Linked DNA regions of Mus musculus: region 2 is linked to region 1. A link is a loop called in an ENCODE intact Hi-C map of the cell type or tissue named here. Cell type or tissue: heart. All regions are shown on one strand. Links, peaks and the distances in the headings refer to the core of each region. The heading gives the core; the rest is flanking DNA. Region 1 holds the start of Tbxas1 (thromboxane A synthase 1, platelet). Region 2 has its middle 11 kb from the start of Clec2l.

What was found. Hi-C counts contacts between places; a loop is a spot of excess contacts. Peaks named below come from ENCODE experiments on the same cell type or tissue, not always from the same donor. Only the 100,000 strongest peaks of a DNase experiment are listed, where the experiment ranks them.
Region 2: it touches region 1 in a loop (7-fold over the local background); 25 of 42 quality-filtered maps call a loop at or near these places.

Annotation. Positions count from the first base shown.
Region 1 is chr6:38,904,843-38,919,990 of GRCm38, reverse strand. It overlaps Tbxas1 (thromboxane A synthase 1, platelet), which reads right to left and starts at 1,005. Exons shown (of 13, transcript NM_011539.3): 1 at 750-1,005. The coding sequence starts at 838. In heart, for the core only: a CTCF peak has its summit at 8,596 (motif pointing right); DNase peaks (open chromatin) are centred at 6,945 and 8,580; H3K27ac peaks cover 5,346 bases.
Region 2 is chr6:38,644,819-38,659,966 of GRCm38, reverse strand. No RefSeq gene overlaps it. Among named protein-coding and RNA genes, the nearest start is that of Clec2l, 11 kb to the left of the region's middle. In heart, for the core only: CTCF peaks have their summits at 9,212 (motif pointing left) and 10,206; no DNase peak of the experiment used is centred there.

The sequences.
Region 1 (15,148 bases), core at 4,381-12,380:
CCAAGTGTTTGGGAATCCATGGGTATCTCCAGGAAAGGTAAGGACCCCGCTGGGTAAACACAAATATAGCTCATTGTGAGGTCTGTCCTTCACAGTCACCATTGGGGCCAGCTTTTAAAACACAAGGTCTGTTGTTGAACTAACAAACACACAAAGAGCAACAGTGTATGTAGCACAAGTTTAAGATTCCTTCTGGGTCCCCAGCTTCATTGTCACCACACCTGGCTCTTAATTTGGCACCCATCCCCTTCTACCACATATTAGAAAATTGGGAAATTTATTCTACCACTTTGTCCTTAACCCTGCAGGCATCTCTGTCCCCAGTAAAGTTTGTTTGCCGAAGAGCTTCCATGTCTTTAACTTGATGTGAGCCAAGAGGCTGAATTCGTTGCAAACTCAACATGAAATGATTTCAAAAAACAAGGTGAGCAGGTACGTCAGGGTTGGAGAAAGCCCTTCTAGCCATCCCCGATGCCTTTCCAATCCGCTTCTTTTTCCATTTCTTTCAGACTTAATTGTGTGTAGCGTTCCCAGTCACAGAGTCTCCAGCATTTCCTGACACTTGAATCTCATGCATTTTAGCAAAAAATTAACCTGGCTGTTTGCTTTTAATTCCGAAGCCGTGTTAATACTCAACTCCCTCTAGATTAGACAAGAAGAAAAACACACGCCCGCATACCCCACCTGGCACCACAGGCTCCTGGGCTGACATTTGTAGTGTCGCAGTCCCTGTGGTTGGCCACACTTACCATTTCAGGAGGGCCAAGAGAGCCACGAGCAGAGTCACAGTCACTATGGTACCACTGACTTCAAACTTGAGAAGCCCCAACACTTCCATTTTTCCTCGGAGACCCCGGAGGGGTGGTCCTCAGGAGGAAAGAGGGTGCTGCTCTCCTGCCCTTATAGGAGTCCTGATCTGTATATAGGTGGTGGAGAAAGAAGTAGGTAGTCAGCTGAACATCCCATCAAGTGAGTCCCCCAAAAGTGCTCTTTCTTAGAGTGTGCCTTTCTTTATAAAGAGGAAGGAAGCAGAGGGAGAAACAAAGGGCTTCAGGGCAATGAATCAGCAACTTTATTTTCTTGATGACTGTGTTGTCAATAAACATTTATGTTAGCTTCCCCAGAAACAGGAGCAGACAGGCGGGCCTCATGGTCATCATGAAGCAAAATGGTTGTTAACCATTGACTGCTTCTCAAATACGCCGTCCTCAGAGAAAGACCTCCTGCAAGATTTGCCTCTCTACACCTTTGTCGATCTGTACTTCAGTGGTGACACAGGCCAGGGCACTCTGAATGTTCCATGGATTCTGGGGGCCAGGTGGACAGCATCATCTGCTTTGTAGCCAACCACCTCCCAGTGCATTGGTTATAGGATGCAAGCTCCTGACTGAGAGGAGAGGCATGCTCACAGTATTGGTGCAGACCACAGATCTTACCTCGGGTGAGCGCTCTCAGCATGAGTTGTTGGTTGTGTAAAAGCTCACTCGTAGTCGTGTGTGGGTTGACTGTTCTAGCTTCTGGTCTAATTTGATGAAAGACACTGGATGATTTTATTTGCTTATTCATCAGCGTGTTTCATCCTGAAGACAGATAAAAAGGTTGGGTGAGCAGGAAAACACCCACCATGACGTTATTCGGCCATTCATAGAGTGTATATGGGGTCAGCATCCGCCATACTCACAAATGATGCTGGCCCCCAACCCTGGAGAAGATTCTTTGCAGATGGATATACAGTCTACAAACGAAGGAATAATTACCAGTGCAGAACAGTGCTGTGAAGGTTCTCAAAACGGAGCTTCGGGGACAGCCTGTGGGATGGCCTGCTAGGAGGTATAGTGGGGAAGACTCTAGGGAGGAAAGCCATCACTGAGATTTGCCTGTGAGAAAGCAGTTTGTCCTGTAGAGAGCTGCAGGAGAAGCAGAAAGAGAGCATGGGTGGAGGCCTGGAGGTGGGAAAACCTTTCTGCGCTTTAAGTACTACGGTAAGACCCACGAGCCTTGTTCTTTTCCTCAACTACCCCCCCCCATCTTTCTTTCTCCTCTCTCAGAGTAGGCTTCTCCTCCACAGGGTCAGATAGTCTGCTCAAATTAAGGAGCTACCATGCAGAGTGACAGCTAGTGCTACTGGAGCAACGGCAGGTTTATGGCCATGCTCAGGGAAGGAACAACCTCAGATGTGACTGAATTCAGTGCACATGCCAGAGCAACACTGTGGAAAAAACAACATATATACTTGTGTATACACACACACACACACAGTGCTCCCTAAGGCGTCCAAGGTGAGATAAGTGTGAGAAAGGCTGGTCTAAACATTAATCAGTAAGTTTATTTACTGCAGCTCCATTCAGAGCTATGAAGTTGCTGATATGCCCTGGGAATGTTGAGTGGGATGTGGCCAGCAGCATAGCCCAAGTGCCTTTGACCACAGAATCCTCCTTCAGGGGCATTTATTAACACAGCTCGGATGGAGTACTCTAAGGAACTTGCTCTGAGAAATGTTGATCGTGGCAAAGTGTTATTTATAGAGAGGGAAACAGAACCCCAGAAAGGGAGAGGGACTAGAATAAGGTCACATAGTTTTGTCGTGGTATAAGCCAGGTCATCCATTCCGTCCTGAATGTGTCTGTTATATCACCCTATGGATGACGTACGCTCACCCCTGATGTGACCCCAGATGCTCATTGCCATTGTTATGGAATGCAAGTGGTCAGCCAGAGATACCCAGTTTTCTGAGGGGCTGCTCACACCCGAAGGATAACAATAAGTGTGGAGGTATCCCTAGGTGACGTGCGATCTGTAGAAACTGCAAATGCTATGGAGAGATGGTGTCCTGGTAGGTTTCTTTCAGCTTGACACAAACCAAAACATATTGGGGAAGAGGAATTCTTAATTTAAAAAAAAAATGTCTCCGAAGGACTGGCCTATAGGAAAACTGGTCTTGATTGGAGATTGATGTGGAAGGGCCCAGCTCACTGTGGGTGATGCTGGCCAGACACTCTTGGGTTCTATAAGAAAGCAGGCTGAACAAGCAAGCCATGGAGAACAAACCAGTATGCAACACTCTTCCATGATCTCTGCATCAGTTCCTGCCTCTGGTTCCTGGCTTGACGTCCCTGGATGATGGACTGCGCACTCCAAGATGAAATAAACCTTTCCTCCCCAAGTTTCTTTTGGCCATGGTACTTTATCACAGCAATAGAAAACTGAGACAGACAGCCACACCCTTTCTCTATCTGCTGCGGGACAGAGATAATAACCAAGGACTAAGAGAAGCAAGCTAGCCAAGATGAAGCGGTAGGGTCAGAAATAAGTGACCTAAAGGATTTTCAGCAGGAAAGTAACATAAACAAGGATTTATTAGACTTTTGAAGTTCATGAAGCAATGTAGGGACATTCTGTTGTCATATTAAAGTACTGCCCCTAATATATCAATATTTTTTTCCATGTGGGAAAAAATTCTTATATCCATGCCATTTTACCTACTGTGATGTATTCAAGTCTGCACTTCTGTGATGTGTGTCACTTCTACATCCAGAGCAAGGTATCCGTAGCTACTTATGGATCTATTCCATGGTTACTGGGGGAGTCAACTAGCCAACCCTCTGTAGAGTGTCATTCACATTTCCAGTTTCTTGACTTTACAGGATCTCTTAGAAGTGGGATAGCTGGATGAAAAGGCAAGTGTTACCTCTCTGAGCAGCGTGGCTTCCTGGCCCCTGTTACCTCTGAGCAGCGTGGCTTCCTGGCCCCTGATTCTGAGAGCTGGGGGTGGGGGTCAGGGGCACTGAGACCACATAGTAGGCACCCCACAGAGCTTTTCTCTTGTCTCCACACTCCGTCTCCTTCCCCTCCTACCCTGAGGCAGACATCTCCCCAAAGTTGAGTCAACTGTTTTGACTTAAGTCTTGTGTTTCTTTTTAAAGCTTTTCCTCCATAAATTCCGTGGTATTTCCTCCATATTCCTGTGTTTAAAAACTGCATGTGTGGAGAAGAGGTGCCTTGCTTCTCAGTGGAAGGTTCCCAGCTGCTCAGTGCTAAGCTTGGCTGTCTCTGACAGAAAAGCAAGACAGAGGCAAAAAGAGGCGTCCTCAGGGAACACTCAAGGCCAGACTAGCCCCGAGCAAAGAAAGTGTGTGGTACCTCCTTAGCACTCTGCAAGCGCCTCTCTAGATCACCTCAGAGGAACCCTGGGAAGAGGTGAGCAATGCTTCTAGAAATACCTATTAGCAGGTAGATAGGATGGTTTATACCTTTGAGGAAGAGTCCAGCCAAGAGGCTGTGGGTCATCACAGTAGGAGACGATGCTCTGAGTGAATCAGGAGGCATGGAAACTGGTTAGGAGAGTTATCTTTGAGGCTCTGGAAAGGCATAATGGATAGTTGTATTCTGGGAGCTGGGTTAGGGGATGAAGGATGTCAACGGTAATGCCTGACCTTCTAACTTCTCCCCTTGATGGTGTCCTGCAGCACAGTGAGGACATGGGGGGAGGGGGAGGAGTCCAGGAAAGAGCCTAGGTAGGGAAAGGACAGTGGCTCCAGTGTTTGCATGCTGAGCACAAGCACATAAAGGACCTCACAGGTAACAAGGCTGACCTGCAACAATGAGGAGAAGGACCTGAAGTGAGAGAATGGCTTCCATCTTCAGAGACATTTGCATGTGGATAGGATGGATGGTGAGCCACTAAAAAACAAAAACTCCACCCCCACCCCCACCCCTCCCACCCCAGTTGGTAAGAAGCTTGCTGTGTAAACAACAGAATCCAATTTTAATACCCAGAGCACACACAAAGGAGTCAGCTGTGGTAGCACAAGCTTAAATAAAATCCCAATACTGGAATGGCAGAGTCAGTTGAATCCCTTTGGTCTGCTGAGCAGCCAGCACACCCTACTGAGAAAGCCCCAGGCCAATGAAAGACACTGTCTCAAAAACCAAGGTAGATGGTATCCCAAGAAACAACATCCAACGTTGACCTCTGACCTTCTCTCATGCATGCACACTTGTGTGCATACACACACACAAAGCCTGCACACAGACACATGCACACACATACAGAGAGAGAGAGAGAGAGAGAGAGAGAGAGAGAGAGAGAACACATGCTGCAAGGAAGGGCAGAGAGAAGTCTGGGAGAGAGGAGGGTGGATTCCAGAGAGCAAAAAAATCACAGAGAAGCCATATTCAGTGCTGAGGGACTCAAACCCTTTTGTTCCTAAATGTCCTCACACTGTAGTTCCTGTGGTCTTAGGAACTTACACTATTGCTCCAAATCTCAATTTTCCCCCCAACTCTCATAGTTGTGGGGACAGGGATGTGCTCTGTGTACCTGGCTTAGCAAAACTTCAACCCAGCAAGCACTTGATGCAAGCAGTCACAGGGCATGGCCAAGGACATTGACTGCTTGAGTGCAGTGGCTCCCAACATGTTTTTGGATTTGGTATTGGGGTCCCTATGGTTACCCTCATGATGGCTTTGGGAGCGGCGTGTGTAGAGAGTCGGGGCTAGAGAAAAGCAGGCTTAGAAAGGGCTGGACCAGGTGCCACTCACTGTCTGTGCATGATGTGGTAAGAGGATGTAGCATGCATTTGCAGACTTGTGAAAGACAGCAGCCATCTGTGTGTGTTCCCTGCCTGTGATAAGGGCAGAGCTCTCTCTTTGCTTCGGGGTTGCTATGGAAATACGGACAGGTGCATAAACAGCTTTAAGGTCTATGTCAAATCTTGATTTTGTATTGGTTTGTGAGGGCAGGGACCATATTTTCGATCTCATTGTGCAAGCATGCCGCCTGTCGCTCTGCCGTCTCTCCTTCCTGCCCGTCATTAGCATCCTCGGGGCCCACCCCTCCCCAGTCTGTCCTCTCCAGCTCCATTCTCATTCCCAAGTTTCAGACCAATATTTCCAGCTGCCCACTGGGTCCCCCTCCCTGACAACTATCTCACAGATGCTGCCGATTGGAAATATCTAAAACTAGATTCGTGACTGCAGCTTCCATCTCGCCTCACCTCTCCCACATTCTGTCTCTGTGGCTCCAAGTCGAAAATTTGGGCTTACCCGTGACTTTACCTCTTCCTACCCACCATTTCTTGCCATGAGTGAAGCACCAATCCCTGCAGGTTCTGCCTGCCAAGCCTCCCTCAGTATGCCCACGGCTCCCCTTGTTCATCCACTACAGCTCATTCCATTGGTTCCTTGGCAGCTGCTCTGTCAGACAGCAGCCTAGGCCACGAGAACCCTGATATGATAACTGAACAGGAACTGATCCCACTGGGCTTGTATTTAGAAAGACATACAGACATCCATTCCTCCACCGCCGAGTCTGTGCTCCATGCTCGTGTCTCTTACTCGTCTGCAAATCTCCTCCTTCTCATTCATTCTCACAACCGTGACTCATTGGATTTGCACAAGGGACTGACTGCCGTTGCTTTGTGTGCCTGAAAAATGTAGAGAATGCTGGGGCCCTGAACAAGGCCTTATATTGGACTGGATGCTGTAGGAGAAATGTGGGACAGTCGGTACTTTCCCTCTGAGGAGTGGGGAAACCATTAAAGAGCTTCAAGCAGGGCAGTGAGGAGATGCTAGTTAGACCAATTACATTCCTTCTGACTTCATTACTTAAAATGAAATTTGGCTCATCAGATGAGCATCTAACACCCACGTGTCAACATCACACAGGTCTTCCCATCTCAGGGAGGCAGAAGTGACACGATCATTTAGATTTTGACTGGGTATGTCATCAGAAGGCAGTAGACAGTGCTACTAGACAGAGCTACCACGGGCTGCTCTTGATGTTGCTCTCCAGATATGGCCAAGCCTGCCTCCCTCACTTCTCCATTTTTCCATCAATATATGTCACCCACGATCTCAGCCTGTGAGCTGTTGGCACGTCCTAAATTGTCAGAGACTCTCTCTTGGCATGTCTCATGGCTGAGTGTGGCCACATGTTGACAATGAGACACGCTTTGCCTACGAACATGCAGAGTCAGCAGATGGCTCGACTGCCTTGCGGCAAGTCAGAGAGCTTTCAGCAAGTTAGAGCCCGGAACAGTCATTTGTCACCTCCCAGTCACTGGGCAAGCCAGGCACTGAGGAAAGAGACTGCATGGCTAGAACGCAGAATTCAGACTCTACAGAGCTTGACAGCAAGACCATAGTGGCCTTCCTTATGTTGTCAGCACGGGAACATCCCACCACAGGGTGAAGAGGGCACCATAACATCTACACAGGGCCAGTGCTCATACAGCAGAAGATGGGCTATCAGTCAGGAGTGTAGGCAGCAGCTGCCTCCAAGAAAATCATTAGTGCAAAGCAGGACCCTGCTATCCCCAAAGAATTGCATGGAGATTAGAATTGGGTCTAGGGGGGAAGCTAGGAAGAATAATGTTGTAACAAAGATCTGCCAATCCTTGTAAGGAAATAGATATAAAGTTGCCATTCACATAATGGTCCAAAGCAAGGCATCCTGTGAGCAGCTCCCACACAGTGTTTGAAGATCCAGGCTCCCTTCATCCCATAAGCTTGTCACTCAACAGACCTTCAGACATCCCTGCAGGATCAGCCATAGCTAACTAGCCTATGGGAAAGAAGAGGAGGGGATTCTGGGAGGTGGTGCTTTGCAAGTCAGGCCTGGAAGAAGTAGAGATCTCTACTACTTTTTGCCTTGGCCTGGATTCAGATATGAGGCCACACCTAACTGTAGAGGAGGCTGGGAGGTGGAGTCAGACCTAAGAGGAAAAACCATTAGGTTAGGGGATATAGAACATTCCTGCCCCTGGTAGGGAGCCCATGAGACTCTTCTGTGGGACAAGGCACTAGAACAGGCTAGTAACCAAGGCTACATCTGGACCAACAGATCAGGAGACAGGCATGGAGAGGTATTAGCTCCTAAGGGGATGGCGTGTCAACCTTCAACTTCCCAACTACCTAGAGGCTCAGCTGAGATCTGGGGTCTGCTTTATCCAACTCCCAGGAGCCTGCTCCCAGTCTCACAGGGACTCTGGGTCTGTCTGCATGTGACATTCATCTTAGCCCACTCAAAGACCCTCTAGGATCTGGTGCTGCCTAAACCAAGGCTCAGTTTCCTCTACCCTGAGAACACTGTGAACTGAAAAAAAGATTTGCTCTATGACCATGGCTGGAACTCAGTGACAGAGCGAGCGCTTGCAAGCATAGGCCCTAGGCTTAATCCTCAGTACTATCAGACAGAGAGAGAGAGAGAGAGAGAGAGAGAGAGAGAGAGAGTCCTAGCTCATGAACTTATGGCAGGCCCTGGGTCACCTACACCTCACCCTTCCTTCATAGGCTAGGTTCTTTCCTAAACATCTTCATTACTCAAGAGTAGATGCCCCCTCAGGAAAGGCCCCCAGGACATCCCAGAAAGCAGGGTCTGACCATTTTTTTCCCTACCATAGCACCTCAAACCTATACCACCGAGGTTACCTCTATATACTTACACTCCAAGCATAAGTTAGGCTTCTAATGAAGACTATATCTGGCCCAGTGTTGTGCCTCCAGTGGCCAGGAGGTGCCTGCTTGTCTCTCAGTTCACAGAATGCTGAATGAGTGAAGGAATAAATGAAATGAACTCTTGCCTGTGTTTTAGGTAGCTGCCACCAGGTGGCAGTAGTGCTCTTTGGGTTATGAGGGTAGGTGGTAGCACTCCAGCAAATTGCAGTGTGTTCCCATTACCCAACCAGCGGGAACATTTTCTAGACAATAGCCATCAAGTGACTACTCAAAACTAGGTGTCCAAGAAAGCTATGATGGTGAACTTCCAGAAGGAAAGACAGTACCATGGTGTTGTGGAGCCACTAGACCTCTCTCCACAGAACATTCTCTAGGTTGCACTACTTAACTCAAGCACTAGAAGCTGCCCATGGCTGTCTGGACTCACTGTCTCTAGTTCTGCTTGCTTATCTTATCAAGGGTTCCCAAGTAGACCCTTCTGACTGGAGGCAGGGTTCACAAAGAAAGCTAATGAGAGATAAGGCTAGACTCGGGGCGGTGCCAGCAGATGGAGGCCTCTAGATACCAGGCTAAGAAGCCTGGACTTTATCCTGAAGGTGCCAGACTTGTGGTTAAGATTCTTGCAGGCCTGCATGTGTGTGTGCATGTGTGAGCAGGCAGGTATGCATGTGTTCAAGCACATGTGTGAAAGAAGGTAGAATAGGAGGGAGGACACATACTAAATACCTAGGGGCTGTAGAGAGAGACTCACAGACAGGAGACCCACACAGCTGTAGTTTCATAAACAGGGCTGAGGCCACACAAGGGAGACAATGTATGACAGCCATCTTGGGCATGCTCTGGAATGTTCCTCAAATAGAACTGGAGAGGCTGAAGACCAAAACAGTGTGCCCCGGGAGAAGCCTGGGCTGTTGGATAGAAGAGAACACTGTACATGACAAGAACACAGAACTACTTGTCACAGTAGGAAAAGATGGCCCTTCCTAGGCTCCATGGGACTTGTAACTTCTTATCCACTGAAAAACTGTCCGGCCTACTCTGCTCCCAGCCGAAGGCTGTGGAGTTAAGCCCCACCCTACCTGAGGACGCACTGCCCTGAGGGGAAGACCTCAAGGCTCTGGGGCTACAAGCAAGAACCAAGGATGAGACTTCTGAGGGACATGGAGAAGATGAAGGCCATTCGCTTTTCTGTTTGGTGGGCAGAGGGGTCCGACATGGCTCTGTGTGCACAGCACACGTTCATATGTGTCAGTGTGTTAGCCAGCAAGCTCATGGAGGTTCCGGGACAACCCTGGGTGTAGATGCTTGTTTGTTGAGACAGGGTTCAACCTCCCAGGGTTCTCCCGGTTCTATCTCCCATCTTCCACAGAAGTGTGGGGATTCTGGGTGTACGCACAACTGGGTCCAGTTTTACCCAAGTTCTGAGGCTTCAAACTCAGGTTGTTGGGCTTGTTCAGCAAGCGCTCTGCCCACTGAGTCATCTCCTCGACCCCGAGGACAGTTATTTTTAAGGGGAGTATCTGAAGCTCCTAGTCTCTAGTGCACTGGTCCTTCAACTTGATCTCACGGGACTCCCCTGCACAATAATATCTGGGCCATTCAGCAGAGCTTCAGACTCAGTGGGTCTAGGCTGAGACCTGAGAATTTGCATTTTAACAACTTCCCAGGGGCTGCTGCTGCTGATCTGGGCTCCTGGTGAGGACGCCCGAGTTTCTCAGCCCTTCCTGTCTCCCAGTACTTATAGTTCAAGGGGAGGCATTTTAAAATTCCAAAGTCTAGTCTTACAGCAACTGAATGGAAATCCAGAAAACACCTGGCCTAGAGACTCTTCTCCTCCCCTCAGATTCCAAAGGACACCTCTCCTCCAGGTGGCCTCTCCCCAAGCCCTGGGCAGCCCCTAACTTTTATTGCCACCACACTCCTGGGATCAAGTGTCTTTGACATCTCCCAATAACATTATACGAAGTCCTGCAGAAACCTAAGAGAGTGTCCTTTCCCTCCACACAGTAGTAGAAGATGAGGTAGCATAAGGTGTGTGTGGGATGGGTGTAAATATGGGTCTAAAATCCCACATAATTGCATGATGGAGAGGTGTTGCCAAGGTAAATTAATAAGAAAACAGTTGGGTGATGTTTACCAACAAAATCAGTTTGGGGTGTGTTAACTACATTTGCTCATTGAAATAAGCTGTCGGTTAGAATAAGTCATGTCAGAAGATGCAGCCTTCCCCCCATGGAATGGACCACATTATTCTATCTGCTTGGTCAGGCTACCAAGAAATAGGAAAACTGCCAAGGTAAGGTCTGGGAGCCTCGTAGGGATGCTTTGCAAAATCAGTCAAGCACTCTCTCTGCTCACACACACTCTCTCCCTGTGATTGATTCTCTTACAGCGAGAATCTTATAGAATAGTAGTGCAATGAGGATTTGAGGCAGAACTTGGACTATATCTAGGGTTGAAGGACCTAATGCCATCACCCAAGACACATGGAGTATCCACTGGGTGGCAGGCTGAAGGACAGAGCTGGGGGGCACCTGGGGGACCAGGACATCAGCCGGAAATGGAAATCACAGGATGGAACAACTGGGTGACAATGGCAGTCTTGGTAAATGCCCGGGGACAACACAGACGATCTGGGCACCGAGGTAGCTGCCCACTCTCATCGAGCATCCCTGACACCAGGTTGCTGGCTCTCTGCTTGAAATCCTCCCCCTCCTCAGAAAGCGGCGGTCCCTGGGTTGCTTAGCTTTGGCATCTGTGTCATGTCTCTCCAGGGCCCTAAGTCAGTGAGATGCCAGGACTCTCACTGGAGCTCTGCTGAGCTCTCTGTGCCATCTTGTACTAGGACTCCACACTCGCTCTTTCCTCTGATGGCAACGGCCGGCCGTCTCCTGATTCAGGCACAGCTGGGATGAGAGAACACTCTGCCAGGCTGTTACCAGCCCAGCCCAGTGACCCTTGAAGACAAGGCTAGAAACTGGCAGGGAGAGGAGTCAGAACCCAGTCACCCACACTGGTCATCTCCCTAACAACCGTGAGGGAGGAAGAAAGGAAGGGACAGAGGGACAGAGCCATGCACTCCAAACTTCAATCTTCATGAAGAACAGACCAATAGCCCAGGCTGTGGCCGAGTGAACAAGACACAAGCAGAAGTCTGGATATGGCTTCTCAAAATGCTAGGCAGGCAGATGGAGGATTTCCAGCAATGAGAGGCTGATGTTGTCTGAATGGAGCTTCCTCCAGGCCAGACAGGAAGCACAGAGGTGCTGGCAAAGGTAGCACTGAATCCTATGTCCTATCCCAAAGAACCACTGAGTTGAAGGGAAACGAACAGACAAGGATAGAAGCAATACACAGCCAACAGAAAGGAAGAAACACTCTTTCTTTGGTGATTGGAGAGCAGGCAGGTACAAAGGAGGTCCACACCCTTCATCTCGCTCATCTCTCATTAGGAATAGATCCCAAATGTCGCAACTTTCTGTGTCTGTCTTCACAGAGTTTAATATGAAGAAAGAATATAATAATCTGGATAATTCCTCATCTTTGAGTTACCAGAGCCTAGAACTCCAGGGAAGGTGGCTTCAGGTACATACTTACAAACAGGCAGTACAGGGACCCACTTGGGTATCTGTGAGCAGTTTGAAGACTATAGGACATAAGTCTATAGTGGGTATTTTTTCCAAGAAACAGGGTCTAAGTAAGAAACCTAAGAACCCTGGACTTACCTCAGACATTCCAGGAAGCCATAATCAACTCAGGAATCTCACCAGCCCTAGACCAGAGGCCCAGAGGGATTTTGGTTTCTTTGGGATTGTTTGTTTGTTTGTTTGTTTGTTTGTGGGAAGAGGTATTTTGTTTTTAGACAGGGTCTTACTATGTATCCCTGGCTGTCCTGGAACTCACTGTGTAGACCAGGCTGGCCTCGAACTCAGAGAGATCCACCTCCCTCTGTTTCCTGAGTGCCAGTATGAAAGCAGTATGCCACCACACCCAGCCTTGTTTCTCTGTTTTTGGTTTTAACTTTTGTGATAGAGTCTTGCTACACAGCTCAGTCTGGCCTCAAACTCCTGACCTTTCTGGATCAGCTTCCTAAGTGCTAGACCAAACCTGGGTGGTCTTTGGAATACTGGACAGAAAGGATTCATCCCCGCCCCTAGCTCCCCCCCCCCACTTCCCACAATCTCTTCCCCCACTTTTGTTTCAAACACCATGAGGGCCTCCCCAGGGGGTTCACCTTGCAGGCACAGTCAGAGGGGTGGGAGCGGAATGTCCATGGGAGGCTGAGCAGGTATCCAGTTATCTGCACAGGGATACCGCAGCTCTTTGTCCTTTCCAAGCAGGGAGAGAGAGGTAGAGTCGGGATCACCAACAAATTCCACCTCTGCTTCTTCTTACCTGCCCTTCCTACTCTTTGTTTTCTGAGAACAGTTCTTTCTTCATTTAGGCACAACCCACACGGTGCACCAAAGGGCGAAAGATGCCTTGGCTCGCACACATGGCAAAAGCAAAGGGTGAAGCCGGGCGTGGTGGTACACGCCTTTAATCCCAGCTCTCGGGAGGCAGAGGCAGGTGGATTTCTGAGTTTGAGGCCAGCCTGGTCTACAGAGTGAGTTCCAGGACAGCCAGGGCTACACAGAGAAACCCTGTCTCAAAAAAATTAAAAAAAAAAAAAAAAAAAAGCAAAGGGTGTTTTATTCCTTCCATCTGTCTGAACTTAACATTTAGAATGAGTGTGTGTGTGTGTGTGTGTGTGTGTGTGTGTGTGTGTGTGTGTGTGTGTGCGCGCGTGCGCGTGCACATGTTCCTGTGTGGACAGGGACACAGGTATGTGTTCATGTGTGTGCTTGCATGCAGAGGCCAGAGCACAACCTTAGCTGTCATTCCCCGGACATTTTGTTGTATTTGTTCATGTGTTTATTTTAAGACAGGATCTCTGACTGGCTTGGGATTCACCAAGGAGACTGGGCTGGCGAGCCAGAAAGAGTCCAAGAATCTGCCTGCCTCTGCTTCCTCAGCATCGGGATTACAAGTATGATCAAGGTGCCTGAATCTTTTTTTTTTTTTTTAACATGACTTCTGGGGTCTTAAAACTCAGTGACGGAGCCATCTTCCCTGTCCCTGGCATGTATTACTATTATGAGAGGGAGGGAGTTCTGGGAAGTCTTTTGGGTTGGGTCAGAGCATCAGATTTGAAGGCCACTGTTCTGTGCCTGTACATCCTCCCCCCAGGCCTATGGCTGAAAAGGTCACCCCTGCAATGCAGGCCTGACACCGTGTCTCTATGTTCATGCTACTTGCTTGGTAGGAATTCGGCCTTGACCACTCAGTGCAGAACGTCTCAGCCTGGCTGCCTTTGCTTTGGAGAGACCTCCCATCAGTCTTTTATGATTCAGAGAAAGACGTCAGCTATTTTGACATCCCCCTGTGCAGCCGCTTTCAAGGGTGGCAACAAGAAACAAGTGTAACACACTGAACTGCCACCCGTACAAGACTGTTCTGTGACAGTTATACTGAGGCCAGCATCTGAGACCCTGGGATGTGAGAGCTGGAAGCCACTGGGCCTAGATTTATGACCATCCCTACATTTCAACCATCTGCTTCAGACATGTACCTGAAATTTATGAAAGGCAATTGCTCTGGACGGTACAGGCCAGGAAGTGCAAGGTTGGGGGGAAAAAAGCCAACCTACCTCACAGAGACAGAGGCCTGTGGGCCAATTTCAGGCTTTGCTGCTTTCTGGGGGCCTTTCTCATCACAGCTGAGTATCCTCCGGGACACTATGTGTGCAATTGTAAAGCAATCATATCTGGCTTCACATTTCTGGACCGTCCCTGCCCAGGTTCCTGGCAACCCTGTCGTTGGAGTGGCCCCTGTGTAGCTCTGTTGGATTGGAACAGTACTTTCCTTTTTTATTTTTATTCTGTGTTTTTCTTTTTCCCCTCAAGTAGTTTGTTGCATAGTCTTTCTGAATTTTTCTGAAAGGTTATTAATTCTTAAATTGAGTGTGTGTGTGTGTGTGTGTGTGTGTGTGTGTACCATGTGCATACAAGTACCCAAGGAGACCACAAGTGGTGGTGGGAGGCCTCCTGATGTGAGCACTGAGAACGAAACCTGAGTCTTGGGTAAGGGTCACTTGTACTGTTAACAACCAAGCCATCTCTCATCCTGTTCAGGTTTTGCACTGTGTCTAGATGTTGGTTCCAGAAGTTAGTTCCACCATGTCTCTTTTCAAGAGATTTGACTGTACTGTGGAATCTACAGACAAGCCTAAGTCAGCAAACTCAGACCTAGATAATCCTTCCAAGCAACATCCTTTCCAAGACAGGGGAACCTGCTTGTTCCCCTTTGACTTCTCCAGTGGGGACAATCTGGCTGTGCACAGCTCTGAACAATCACATTTAGCCAGCTCTGTACTTTTGTAATCTGAGCACTGAGTAGATAGAGGCAGAAGGATCAGGGATTCAAGGTTAGCCTCAGATACGTGGTGAGCTCAGGGCAACCTGGCCTATGTGAGACCCTGTCTCACGAAGTAAACAAGCATTTATAGGGAGATGGCTCAGTGGGTGAAGGGCTTGCCACAACACTGTGAGAACCAGAGATCCTCAGCACCCACACAAAAGCTGGGCTGCTGTGGTGGTCTGCCCATAGGCCCAACACTGGGGTGCAGAGGCAGGAAAGCCCCTGGGGAAGT
Region 2 (15,148 bases), core at 4,291-12,290, 260 kb after region 1:
TCTTCTTTTTAATCAACTGAAGTATAATTTGGGGTCACTGTCCCACTGGGATGGTAGGAAATTCCATTTCAAATTTTAAAACTCTTTTTCAGACTCTGCCTCTCCCAGCTGCTCTGCCCCGTGGCCACTTCAGCTGCACATCACTGAGTAATGGGCCCTGCTACCCTAAGAAGCCCCAGACCTCTTGACTTTCCCAGATGGAATGAACATTCCTCACCCCAGCAGAGCCTCCAGGACCCTTCCCTCCCCACCCCAACACCTCTATAATCCCTCCAGAACCTGATATCAGTAGCACAGGTTAACCCTATTTCCATGCTGTCTTGTTCTCTGTCCCACCAAAGTCCTGTAGGCAAGGAGTCACCTGTCAAGCCCTCTAAAAGAATTGCTTATAATTCACAAATCTGCAAAAAAAAGTGAATAGTGTTTATTTCGGCCCACTATCTTCCCACCAGCCTGGTTCATCTTTTCCTATGAGTATTGAACATTTCTGAAATGCCTCTGTTAGCTGGACCATGGAAAATACAGATTTGCAAAACCTAAGCCTCCAGGACAGACAGGACAGCAGGAGTCAACTCAGGTTGGGGGTGCTCACCGAGCGGCAACTGCTCCGGTGGGGTCAGTGTGCCCCAGTTTTCCAGAGGACGAGATGACGTAGGAAATGACTCCACGTCTGATGCTGGTGAATAATTCATATTTTTAACATACAATATTATATGAAGAACAAACAAGCAGAAAGAGGCGATCCTGGACTGTCAGGTCACAATGTCTGATTGAAACACCACACAATGTCAAGGTCTGAACAGCCTCTTCACACAGCACAAGTTGACAGAAGTCTCAAGAAAAGCAGTCACTGGATGAGATCCTGAGGACAAACATGTCCAAATGAGGCCTCAGGTCACCTCACTGCTTCAGGGTGGGGGTGGGGGGACAATAAGGACTGGCTTTTGGAAAAATGCTCAAGGAGGGGGGCAGCCAGGACATGAGTGGGGTGGGGACGGTGCCAGTGTGAAGATTGCAGGCTTTTTCCCTTTGGACAGGGCTGGAGACGTCAGGCTGACCCTCCTCCAATGCTGGCACCATCAGAAGCCAAGCGAATCACCTAGGAGACTTGTCTACTACACCTGTCTCCTCTGCGTTTCCACAGAATACCAGGCAGGTCTCAGCTGTGGGCAGAAAGAGGGCCAGGAGTGGCCCACATGTAACAAAATCTGAAGAAATCATTCATTGTGTGCCCTATAAATTAAGAGGAGGGGAAAGAGCCGGGTGGTGGTTGCGCATGCCTTTAATCCCAGCACTTGGGAGGCAGAGGCAGGTGGATTACTGAGTTCAAGTCCAGCCTGGTCTACAAAGTGAGTTCCAGGACAGGCAGGGCTATACAGAGAAACCCTGTCTCGAAAAACAAACAAACAAACAAACAAACAAACAAACAAAAAACAAGAGGAGGAGAAAGATGAAAAACCAAGACAAAGAGAAGCTCCATGGAGACACAGGAGATAGTTATGATGTGGTCACGGGGTGGCACTGTTCTGTAGTCTTTGACTGACTGTTCCAACCAAATTCTCAGGAACTGGGAGAACAGGAAATTGTTGGTCAAGGGTACCAAACTTCCTTAGAGCAGTGGTTCTCAGCCATCCTCATGCTGCAGCCTTGGTACAGTTCCTCACGCTGTGGTGACCCTCAACCATAAAATTACTTTTGTTGCTACCTCATAACTGTAATTTTGCTACCATTGTGAATTATAATGTAAATGTCTGTGTTTTCCAATGGTCTTAGGTGACCCCTGTGAAAGGGTCATTTGGCCCCCAAAGGAGTCACAACCCACAGCCCATAGGCTGAGAACTGCTGTCTTAGCTGTCTTCTGAGATCCACCACACAGCAGCATGCCTATGGTGAATCACACACAGTGAAGTTTGTATTTCAAAACTGCTAAGGGGAATGGCGAGATGGCTCGATGAACAAGCCATTTGCTGCAATTGAAGCTTCAGAAGGCAGAGGAGATGAGGGACCCCTAAAGCAAGCTAGTTAGCAAGATTAGCCATAGCATAAAGCTCTGGGTTTGCCTGAGAGGTCCTGCCTCGGTAGATACAGTGGAAAAACAATCAAGGATGATTCTAGACATCATCCTCAGACCTCCACATACACACACACACACATGCATATCACATGTGTGCACCCAGAAATGAATGGGAAAGGAAGGCTGTGGATAGCTCACTTGGTAACACACTAAGCATTCCTATTTAAAAGCTGAATGTTATGGCAAACGCATGTTGTAATCCCAGGACTGGGGAGGAGGAGCCAGGTGGATCCCCGGGGCTGTCCCCTGGCACCCTCGCACTCAGGCACACACATACACACATGCATGCACACACTGAAACATAAGTCTTAAGTGTTCTTATCAAATGTAATAGATAATTGGGGTCAGAGAGGTGGCTCAGTAGATAAGAGCAGTGGCTGCTCTTGCAGAGGACCCAGGTTCAATTCCCAACACCCACATGGTGGCTCACAACTATCTTTAATGGGATCTGATGCCCTCTTCTGGCACACAGGTTTACATGTAGACAAAGCACTCATGTATAAAATACATAAAGAATTTTGAAAGAAGAATAAGTAATTAAGGGACTTGATATGCTAAATGGATTGAGGTCACACACAGGGATCACCCACAGCAGCAAGGACAGAGTTCTCAAAGATGTGGCCAAGATATTTTCCAGCCCCGGCGGCAGCTGCGCATGTGACCATGGGTGCCCTGTCCTGGGATGTGAGCCTGGGTTCACCGAGCTGCTGGCAAAGCTGTCAGGAGGGTTGAATGCAGCAGGCAACATTACAAAGTCGGTGCTTTCTATCAGTGCTCGTTCCTGGGCAGGAAGAGTGGCTGTGGAGTAAAAGAACAGAAAGGAGGAAAGGGCCACCAGGGACGGGCAAGGTAGCTCCTCACTGATAAAAAGGCCCATGGGTTGCAAGAGGCCTGCAAGCCCAGCCTTTGTGAGGCAGACACCACTCCCTCATCTCAGAATCTCCCATCAATGCCAGGGAGCATTCACAAAGCCAGAGGTGTCATATCAGCCTCCACTACTGGAAATGCCGTCCATTGGACGAGGCCTCGGTGCTCTAACCAATGACTTCCATTGTGGTCTCTGCTGTCGAGTGACTAGATTCTAAGGATGGGTTAGAGAAGCCAGTGGGAGGTAGGAGGTGTAGCTCCTCTGTGGGCTGCTTACCTGGCATGCAGTAGCCCTGGGTTTCAGCCCTGTAAACTGGGCACGGAGGCACAAACTTATTCATCTCTCAAGAGGTGGAGGCAAAAGGGTCAACCTCAGCTACAGCAAGTTTCAGACCAGCCTGGGCTACATGAAGAGTGAGGGCAGATGGGCAGAAAGACTTGGCAGCTAGGGCCTACGATGTTAGAAGCTGGGCTTAGGTTACATCCCAGCTCAGTCTTGTTGGTGTGTTAACCACTTTGCTCCTCATTCTGACCAAGTACCTGACAAGAAACCACTTAAGGGGGGGGGGGATTTCAGTTTGCTATTTGGGGTTAAACCACCATGGTTGTGGAAGAGGTTCAGCAATGTAGAGGCAGGAGCATGAGGCAGCTGGTTCTCTAACCGCTAAAGCACACAACCCAGCAACCAGCACCCTCCAGCCAGGCTCCTCCCCCTCCTCCTAAAGGTTCCACAGTCCCCCAAAAATAGTGTTCAAAGCTGATGACCAAATGTGCAAGCACACGATCCCTGGAGCTGGGGGGGGGGGGGGCACGTCACACTCAATACATAACAGGGTTTAGCTGCCTACTCTCTTTGTGGCTTTACTTCTCCTGTCTGCAGATTGTAACTCCGTTGATAAAATGGTAGAGTGTCTGCCTTGTAGGCATGAGGGTGTAAGTTTGACTCCCAGAACCCACATTTAAAAAACATTTTAAAACAAACAAAACGCCTGGTGTGGTGGTGTACCCATGTAATTTCAGCACAAGGGACTAAGGCTCACTGACCAGCATGCCTAGCCTAATTGTCAGGTTCCAGGCCAATGAGAGACTCCATTCCAAACTCTGTTCAAATGGAGAGGCTGGGGTGGTTCCGTGGTGAAAGCTCTTGCCTCCAAATCTAATGGCCAAGAGTTCTATCCCTCACAGTGGAAAGAGAGAACTGACCCCACAAGTTATTCTTTGACCTCTACATATGTGTTGTGACCCTTACACACTTGAACACACACAAATAAGTGCATGTAGTAAAACGCCATCCATTTAAGTGTAAGCCTAAGCCTCTAATAGGAAAGTCATTTCTCCAGCCCGCAAAACTTTCACTAAAAGTAAGTGATGGCTCCTGCAAAATGACCCAAAGTTGTCCTCTAGTCTTCAAAAGCATGTGTATAGGTATACTACACACACACACACACACACACACACACACACACATTTCCTCATTGCTGTTTGTCTTAGTCAGGGTTTCTATTCCTGCTCAAACATCATGACCAAGAAGCAAATTGGGTAGGAAAGGGTTCAGCTTACATTTCCACATTGCTGTTCATCACTAAAGGAAGTCAGGACATTCCTCAACTGAAGTTCCTTTCTCTGTGATAACTCCAAGTTGACACAAAACCAGCCAGTTTTGCACCATTACTACACTAAGTTCCAGACTTATCTCTATCCTTGTGTAGTAGTGATAGAACCTAGTGGGGAAACCCCCACTCAATTCCTGATTCAGCGTGCACCCAAAGAATCACAAACAGACCATCTTGATGTAATTGCACGAGGTCGTTTAATGACGGAGCTCCAGACCGACATGCATCCCACACAGGAGATAACGGATGTCGGCCACGAGGCTCGAAAGCTAGGGGTTTTTATGGGGTAAGGGGCTTAGGGGTGTGGAAGTCAGCATAGCGACACACTATTGGCTTATTCAAACATCAGTAGAAAAATTACATGTATGTGCAGGGTGTCAGAGTTCTGTGAGTTGTTGACTCAGTTCAGAGAGCCCTGTTATGTCTTCACATTCCTCTTTATCTTTTTTTTTTTTTTTTTTTTGGTTTTTCAAGACAGGGTTTCTCTGTGTAGCCCTGGCTATCCTGGAACTCACTCTGTAGACCAGGTTGGCCTCGAACTCAGAAATCCGCCTGCCTCTGCCTCCCACGTGCTGGGATTAAAGGCGTGTGCCACCACGCCCGGCTCTTCTTTATCTTTAAGGTTAAGCTGTTCCCAGGAATGTTTTAACTACGGGGCATACCCAGGTTTGTTCTTCTTTATTCTCAGCCCCAGGCAGCCTCTAGGCTCACAAACAACCAGCAATTTCTGAGTACTTTATATGACTTACAGGTCTTGAAATTTCATCTTTCTTTCAGTAGCTTTAGTTTGTACCCTGAACCATGTTGGATTTCAGGCTGCATGTAGAAAGACCTTTTAAACAAAGTTGTATCTTCCCATTTGCTGTGTGCTGTTTGTAAAACTTAGCCCAACACACACACACACACACACACACACACACACTATAAAAATGTACCAACTTGGCCCCCTTTTAACTGGCCAACTCAGTGCTGCTCCTCGTATCTATGCAGCCATCTCCACAGCTCATGTCCTGAACATTCCTCATCTTGTAAATTTCTGAACTCACTAGACAACGCCTGCCCTCCTACCCCAACCCCTACTCAGCACTGTATTCCTGTCTCTGAGTCTGACCAGTCTATGCCACTGAAACTGCATGTAACTGGGCCCCAGACCTTAGCACAACCGACTCCATGTTGGAAGTGTCAGTGGGCTGTAAAACTCAGCATGTAGCCAGCACCACCTGTCACTGATGAAAACAGAGACATAATCCATCTAAGTCCATAGTTATGAGAAACTCATGTACTAACCTTGCTTTTTGGCTTCTGCTTCTGGCCCACTGTTCTTGCTAACTGAAGTGTGTCAATTCAGAACATGGTCTTTGTGCTTAAAAGCTTATCCTGAGACAATGTCAATGCTACACCGGGATCCTGAGCACCCAGTGTCATCACCAGCCAGCTAGTAAAGACTTAAACCCATATCCAAGCAGGTCTTCTCTGGTGAGTACCCCACAACACTGCACAGCCATGTTTTATGGGCCTGGAAGTCTGTGCACAGTTAACACGCATCAGAATGGCTCTTAGATTTCTTTATTTGATCTTGTTGGAATTAGTAAGAGGAACTCATCAACTTTGCGCATTTAGCCCCCTAATGCCCCTGGGTACATGTCAAACATAAATCACCAGCTGTGTCACCACAACATAGCATGAATCACCTAGTTGCTGGCCAAGAACAGAAAGACATTGTCTTGTCTTGTGCGCATCGGACTCACCAGCAAGAACGACGCTGCAACAGGATCCTTCTGCACACGTTTATTGGGAGAGCATTGACTGCCTAGGCGAAAGACCCTGAGCCCAGAAATGGTGCTGCTTATATAGGCCTAGGATTGATGTGTCCATACCTGATTGGTTATGCTACCAGTACCTCATTAATATGCGTCGGGCCAGGCAATGACTCGGCAAAAATAACTCTTATGCGCATGCGCACATTGGTTGTTTACCCATAATCATGGGCGGTGGCCAGTGGTAGCTAGCGCTATCTTGTAATGGCGTTTGTGGCTTCCCACAGTCTTGCTCTGTGTCGACTTGGCTGGTTCTGTATTTTAGTTCCACGTGCAAACCTCATCCAGGCAACTATGCTAACTTATGCTGTACAGATACTTCCCGGGTTAGCAGCAGATTGCTAGACCCAGACCAGTGAGGGAAAGGAGAAACACATTGGCTCTTACAGTTGAATGTTGGGACACCCTCAGCCGGACTCAAGCTCCATCGCTGAGATAAGCACTATACTCTACCTCTCCATAGTCTGCCTTTGTCCTCTCCATGTTGGCTTTGTCCTCAGACTCCGCACAGTGGAAGGTAGCCACTGAACTGGCATCTTCCCATGGGCAGAATCAGCAGAGAAAGTTCAGACAAACCCACACCAGCATGAAAACACCACGCATTCCCTGTCTTGTTTATGGTTTCTATTGCTGAGAAAAATACCATAACCAAAAGCACACTGGAGAGGGAAGAACTTATTTCACTTTACAACTGTCAGGACACACTTCATCATCCAGGGAAGCCAGGACAGCAATTTAAAGCAGAAACCTGGAGATAGGAACTGAAGCAGAGGCCATGGAGGAATCCTGTCTACTACGTTATTCAGCCTGCTTTCTTATACAACTCAAGACCACCCAGCCTAAGGATGGAACCACCCACCATGGACTCAGCCAACCGACATCACTCATTAATCAAGAAAAGGCACTACTGACTTGCCTCCTGGTGAGTTTTATGGAGGCAGTTTCTCAGTTCAGACTCCCTCTTCTCTAAGATTCTAGCTGCTGTCAGATTGACATCAAACTAAGCAGCATACATCATCTCCTGTGACAGTGACTAAGGCTAAAGTGTTGATCACACATCCAGCCCTGGAGTTGGGGTCAGGGCCATCCCCATCCAGATTACAGGACTGGAAGTGGGAAGAGCAGGGAAGTGGTGGCGCAGGACTTTAGTCCCAGCACTTGGAAGGCAAAGGCAGGTTCAGAAAATGTTTCAGAAAAACATTTTCTGAAAGAAAAAGAAAAAAAAGATAAGAAAAGAAAAAGGAAAAGAAGAAGAAGAAAGTGAGAAGAAACAGTCCCCAAAGAAAATCCAGGCTACTGCACACAAGGGACCAGGGTCAGTGGTAAAGCACTTTCCTACCATGGGTAAGATAGACCCCAATTCAATCCCCAGTGCTACAGGAGAAAGTGTGTGTGTGTGCGCGCGCGCGCGCGCGTGTGTGTGTGTGTGTGTGTGTGTGTGTGTGAGGGGGAGGGGGAGGATGGGAGAGGGCAGGAGAGAGCAGGGGAGGGGAGAGGAGAGGAAGGAAAAGTGGTCAACTGAGATACTCTTCTAAGAAGGGAAAGACTGCTGTTCACAGAACAACAGGGCTGGAGATGGCTCTGGGGTTTGGGACACTTGTTGCTTTTATAGAGGACCCAGGCTCAGTTCTCAGCACCTACACGGTGGCTCACAGATGTCTACAGCTGCAGTTCAAGGGGATCTTGATGCCTTCTTTTGACCTGCACAAGCATCGAACATACACACAAGCAAAACACCCATACATATAAAATAAATAAATTTTAAAATTATCAGTAAGAGAAAAAGAGGGAGAAGAAAGGGTAACTACCCTGGAGCCCAGTCTGCAGGGGAGCTGTGTTTAGCATTTCCTGAGGGACGATCTGAGGTCCGGAGAAGCTGGTTCTTGCAGAGAGATTGGCTCATGGGTGAAAATGATGCTCTCAGTAACGATTCTGCCAAGACCAGCTGCCTCATGCATTAGACTCTCCCAGAGGGTAACAGGAACCTGCAAGGGACAGGAAGCTCACCCGCACCAGCTGAGGAAAAAACCCAAATCTGATATGATAAGTATTTTTAACGACGGGAATAAATACAGGCTTTCTTATTACAAAACAGGTACGTAGATAGGCTGTTTTCGGTAAATACGTTATTTAAGTCAATTTTCTTTCTAATTTAATATACAGTATATATGCTTTTAAGAACTCTAATACATGGTTGGGCTGTATGTGTGAACCTGTTGGTAGGCTGGTTGCCTTGCATACACAAAGCACTGAGTTTGACCCTCAGCCCTTCATGGGCATGGTGGGACACTTGTGATCCCAACACTCCAGACAGGGGCAGGAGGAGTGTGAACTTAAAACCATCCTTGACAACATAGCCTGTACTACCTGAGACTCTATCTACAAAAGTAAATGGTTAGGATTTTTTTTTTTAACTAAAAAATTAGGGTTCTTTGAAGCTTCCTGTAACCATCTGAATTCCTTATATAAGATAATCTGGAGTTACCACAACTGTGATTACGTCATCCTCTTATTGACACATATATAAATTATCAAAAAAGTAAAGATATTTAAATTAAGAGAGAGAAAGAACTAGACCCAGGAGACACCTCACGACCATCTCCTCCCATCAGATTAGCAGCCCACCCACCACCACTATAGCCCGTTATTAAAAGTACTTAATTTACCTAATGTTAATTACTGTTTAATTATGCAAAATATAATCCTACTGGGGCTGGTGGGAGACACTGTCATGGCCTAGCACTGCTTTCACTCTCTTGAGAACCCATATTGGGACAAGATTCTTGTCCCAGGCACCACAAGGCTAGCAGCAAACACTCTGCTTTCCCTTTGCACACGGCCGCCCTCTAGTGACAAGAAGGGAGTACCGCTGCAATCTGATGTGCTGGAGAAGACTGGCACCTCTATCTGGGTGGAACTTTCTGGTTTAAGCACATAGCTTTATGGTGCGGGGTAAGCCAGCTGTAGACCCTGCTAAGGAGCGTGGTTGGTGGCCCTGTTCTCCTTGACAACTCGAAGCCTGAAAATATCGCAACGAAGCTTTCTGGTGACTGTCCTCCTGGTGACTGCCCAACTGAGAATTGCCCAGAGGGCGCACATTTAGCAAAGCAGAGGGCTCCTATCCTCCCTGAGCCAAGGCCTGTTATAGTCTGAAGATTCCTGGTCCCTAAATCTGCTTCCGACAGCCACCTCGCACCAGCACCCCCTCTTGTCCCAAGCATATACAGACAAGCATATACAAGCCCGTTGGCACCCATCCCAAACAGCAGGACCAGAATCCTGGCTCCTTAGATCCACCGAGAAAGATCTTTGCCGGTGTTTCTTGCAGCTGTCTTTCTTGGGCAATGGGACTCTTAGCCACACGTGGTGAGTACATCAATTGAAGCCGCTTGGATGCAAGCGGTGAACAGCACCTAGCCAAAACTGCCTCACATGGCTTCGCAAGTTGCTCACTGCACAGAGGTACTGGACCTGGGGTCGTGGGGATCTGGAATGCAGCCCTGACCTGATAACAAAGTTAGGCTTGCTGGTGAGGGGCTATCCCGGGAGGAAGGAGCTCAATTTCTAATGAGGATTGTTTTGGGGTTTTTTGTTTTTGTTTTTGTTTGTTTGGAGGGGTGTGTGGGTATGTGCGCGCGCACACACGCACACAGAAAAGTACATTGTGGGGCACTTTTTGTCCAGTTTTCACAAAGGCACAAACTGACTGCTACAGTTTAAATGTGAAATGTTGCTTCAGCCTAGGCTCCTTAGCCCCTGTCTTCCCATAAGTAGAAAATCCTCCAACGGGCCCAGGACACTTGCTGGTTAGGGCTTACTCTACCCAGGTTCTGTGCTGCCCCCTAGGGACACTTCTGGGGACTAAGGTCAGCTTTCCTGTGGAAGGCTGGTATTGATGTGTCTTTACCCCTCTCTCTGTCTTTGTTCCTCAAGCCTATCTCCAGCAGCCAAACTCATCTCTCTTGTTCTCAGAACGCCTCCAGACTGAAATACTATTCCAGCCGCTACATTCAGGTGCCACTGCTGTAGAAGGTATCCCTGGGAGGTCACAATACTTATGTAAGACCCTCCTGTCTAAGGGGCTGGAGAGCCAGTTCAGTGACTAAAAGCACTTACTGCTCAGGGTTTCGTTGACAGCACCCACATGGTGGCTTACTACTTTAGCTCTAGTTCAGCAGTTCTCAACCTATGGGCCATGACCCCTTTGGGGGATGGAATGACCCTTTCACAGGGCTTGCCTAGGACAATTGGAAATATCCTATATCTAAAACAGGATTCATAACAGTAGCAAAATTACAATTATGAAGTAGCAATGAAAATATTTTATGGTTGGAGTTCACCACAACATGGGGGACTGTATTAAAGGGTCATAGCGTCAACAAGCTGAAAACCACTGCTCTATCTCTAGGGGACCTGATGCCTCTCTGGTCTCTTGGGGCACTGCATACACATGTGCTGAGTAAGTTTCCTCTAAGATTGAAACATTCCATCCTTCAGGGAAATTCCTTAAACGGGAAGGTAAACAACACAAGCACCTTCAGGAAGTCCCTAAAACTGAGCAGATTCACTAGGTCCTTCTCTGCCAGAGTGAGCAATAAAAGCTGAGAATATTTCTCAGAGAGGCAGAATTTAGTTGCAAGTCAAACTGCCAAAAAATACCAGCCTGGGAGAAGCAGAAAGCAGCCCAGCTGCCTGGAAGGGGTTTAGTCCAGGCCACTTGGGAAGGGCAGTCTCCAATCTGTTGGCCTGCCTGCAGGCTGTGTGTGCACTGTGCTCCAGGTTCCCAGCTCTGTCACCCACACTGGGGTAGGCCTTGGTGATGCAGCTATCTTTGAGTCATTTCTGCTCCTGTAAGTAACCCCAGTAAAACTCCTGGCTCACCAAATTGGACTTTGGTGCTGTCCATTTTTCAGTCTGTCATGGGCTCCCTATTTAGGGTGAATAAGACATATGTGTTTTGTCCCAGAAAAGGTTTTGTCACACAAAAACACGGTGCATATACAAACATTCAGGCAAACAAATATAAATACAAACACAAAATATAAATTAAAATTTTAATTGTTTTAAAAAGATCTTCCAGTCTGTCATTTGGACAAGTTCTTCAGTATTTGGGGCTCTTCCCATAATTGTACCCATCTAAGGAAGCTAACCTGCCTGTCCTGAGGTAGCAGTAGTGGCTGGGAACAAGAACAGGCTGTTACAAGATTGACACAGGCTAGGGCTCGGATATTCGAGTACCTTGTGCCAGGTCAGATCAGTCTGAGACAGCCAAGTACAAAGCCAGACAGAACAAAGTTGACCCTCCCAGGTATCGGTGGGGTTCCTGAAGCTTTTGTCTTGACAGCTTAGGGATATCCACTATCTCCACCCTGCCATTTAGCTTGGCGTCCATCCTTCCCAGAGAGGTCAATTTCTAGAAGCACTAACCTTCAGAGACAGGCAGAACCAGAGGCTGGTGGGTTTCCAGTGACCTCGCTCTCATCCACAAGCTCTGCAGAGTGGGGTCCAGAATGGAGCATCATGTTTTGCAAGGAGACCCAAATCCTTCCCCACAGGCTAGGCGCTCAGTGAGACACAGACGCAGGTTCTAGAAGAGGAGCTTGAGCTGCAAAGCACTGAGCCCCCGAGGAGGAATGTGTGCCTGGTCTCAAGGAAAAGTAGGCTGGTTTTTAAAGCCTTGACTTATAAAATAATACCCAGGAGGTCTGGCATAGAGGATGATCGATGGACTGAAACTATTGCCCAGAACAGCCGAATAGTCGGAGAAGGCTCAGCTGGTTCAGGTACACCCATGGGTTCAAAGGAAGTGTCAGGCCCCAGACTAGAGCAGGCATAAGTGAATGCACAGGACCTCTGAGAGGATGGCAACAGGGCAGGCAGTGCCCACATGAGACAGGAAGGGTGTCTGAGCCCTACAGAGGTAAGACCAGTGTCTGGAAGCTGCCTTTGCATTGTGTGCGGGGAGTGGAATGGGGCTTCTGACCCAAGGACACATGGCCTCTTTCAGAACACGCTAAGTCCTGGGATCCTTGTATAATTAAATCCCTGAACACAGGCAGCCCTAGAAATGGACTCACGGTGAAGCTGTGATTCCCCCTCATAAAAACAGAATGACAAGACTTGAGGAAAGGAGGTGGTACTTCTTATGCCTGAACATCCAAAAGCACATTGCTACCCACTACTGACCTTTGGGGTCCTGTCCATCAAAGAGACAATGATAATGCCCCAGTACGAAAGGAAGGTGCAGGGTGGTGGTGGCACATGCCTTCAATCCCAGCACTCGGGAGGCAGAGGCAGGTGGGTCTCAGAGTTTGAGGCCAGCCTGGTCTATGGAGCTAATTTTGGAACAGCCAGGGTTACCCAGGGAAACCCTGTCCTGGGGGTGAGGATCGGGGGGAGGAATGGAGGAAAGAAGGAAGGAAGGAATTAAAGAGATAGTAAATTCAACTAACATTGTTAATCTGCAAAGCTGCCCCCTAAATTGAGGGCTGCATTTAAAAGTAAGTCAGATGCCAAGGAGGGCATCCCCCAGACTGGCATGTGAACCCGTTGGGAACCCTCAGCTCTCCCGAGACTAAGCAGATGAACCCCCAACCACACATGCACCAGAACAAAGGACTGCTCACAGACGGGAGGGACTCAGCGTAGCCTCTCCTCTCTGTGCAAGAAGCTTCCTTAAAAAAAAAGAAAGAAAGAAAGAAAGAAAGAAAGAAAGAAAGAAAGAAAGAAAGAAAGAAAGAAAGAAAGAAAGAACCAAGATCAGACTGAGAAATCAAGACAGATGAGAATCTAACCTGCTCACAAAGGCACAGAGGAGCAGAGAGCTGCAGGCCCCTGGCAGGATGGAGGCTGAAGGGCAGCAAGTCACACGTGGCTTTCAGTGACGACGGACAACAACGATGACGACAATGATGACGACAACGACGATGATGACTAAAGGATCCAGCAATCCTAGTCCAAATGGGGTGAGGGAGGAGGAGCCATTCACTAGGGGACAGACAACTGTGGGTCAGGCATGAGAGTGGCTAGGGACTTCAGAAATGGCCTAGGTGGGAAGAGAGGCCTAGGATCTGGGCAGAGGCCCGGAAGAGCCCTGCATGGCGATCTATCACTTATACACCCTTGTGAAAGCCCCTGGGACTCCCTGCCTGGGTTCTACTCATGCTGCCTCAGGGTCCTGGCAGCGGGTGGCCTGCAGCAGACAAGGGTGCTCCGCGTGTGCTCTGCGTTTGAGGGAACTGGACCTGTTGCTGTATCTCGGTCTTGGCCAATACTGGAAAAGCATGTGGAACTCTTGTACTTAAGAGACTTTGCCTTCTCCCACCTTCCCCTCATCGCCAACACCAATTTCCCTGCTTTCTGATTTCCCTCCAGAGTCTGTGATTACTCTGCTTTGTCTTGAACCATAATTATCTGGCTGTCAACATATCTGATTAGACTATTGTTTTTAACCACTGTCATGAGTTTCTGGTGACATACCCTATGCCCATCTCTTAGACCTTTGCGAGGTAATCTGAGGTGGGAAAACCCCTCTAGCAAGTCTCATCCCAAATGCCTGATGTATTCACAAGAGGACTATAATACCCAACCTTGGCTGCCTCGTCCCTTAGCCTCTGCGACCCTCAGACTTTGCCAGTCTGTCAGGAAAAGCTTTCTGTAACCTACCATGTGAGGAAGGGACTGCTTCGACTCCTCGTGTCCCTTGGACAGGCTGTACCACTTTGTCCTCCATCTAGATCTTTCTAAGCATTGAACCACAGACCCAGAAAGATCCGCTCTGACAGGATGATAATCCATGATACAAGGAAGTTTACCACAAATGCCACGAGTCAGTTGTCCATTCACGCCTCAGTTATGACCCCACTTCCCAGGAGACTGAGAACCCATAAGTTGCTTAGTCAGCTTTCTGGTACTATGACAAAATAGGAGATATTAAGCCACCCAAGATAAAAGAGGGGGAGAAGTCTGAGAAAAAGAACAAAAAACAAAGACACAGCCAGGCTTGGCAGGCTCTGGTGAGCACCCACAAAGCCACTCACTGAGAGGCACGGCGGTGCTGTCGCTCTTCCCTTAATAAACCTCTCTACTTATCTCCCACTAGGGAACCACCTGGGAGAGTGGCCGCCAAAGGTGGGGAGGAGGTGGATAGACCAAGAGCTGTAAGCCAAACGCTAGATAGACAGAGGTGCCCAGCGCAGCCCCACCATGGAAAACCATCTTTTTGCGTTTGCTTGCTCACCCACTGAAAACAAACCTTGAGTACTTGCTTGTCTGACCTACCTGTGCCCTGGCGTGAATTTTTCTCTCTTTGGAGCATAAGAATTGTAGAGACTGGGATCAGAAGGATTTGGGGGGTAGGGTAGAAATTTCCCCACCCACAGCAGAGGACAATGCTGGAGTTTTTTTGTCCAAGACTGGCTGGATCCTTGGCTTTAAGCATGAGGCAAGGCAGAATATCATGGTGAGAGAGGGCTGTGCCTGAAGTTTACTGCTCACCTTATGACAACTGGGGTGGGAGAGGCAGGGGCAGAGTACCCTTCAAAAGGCAATCCAGTGACCTGTTTCTTCCATCTGGGCCCATCTGCTAAGAGCCCATTCAGCTATGGACTCATCAATGGATTAACCCACTGATAAGGCTAACACTCTAGGGCTCCAATCCCCATTCAACAGCACCTGAAAACCAGGCCTTTAACACATGCACCTTCATAGAGGCACTTCATATCCCTACCATAACCAGGGTGTGGCTTCCAACAAGGGTGGTGTGTGTTCCAACATGC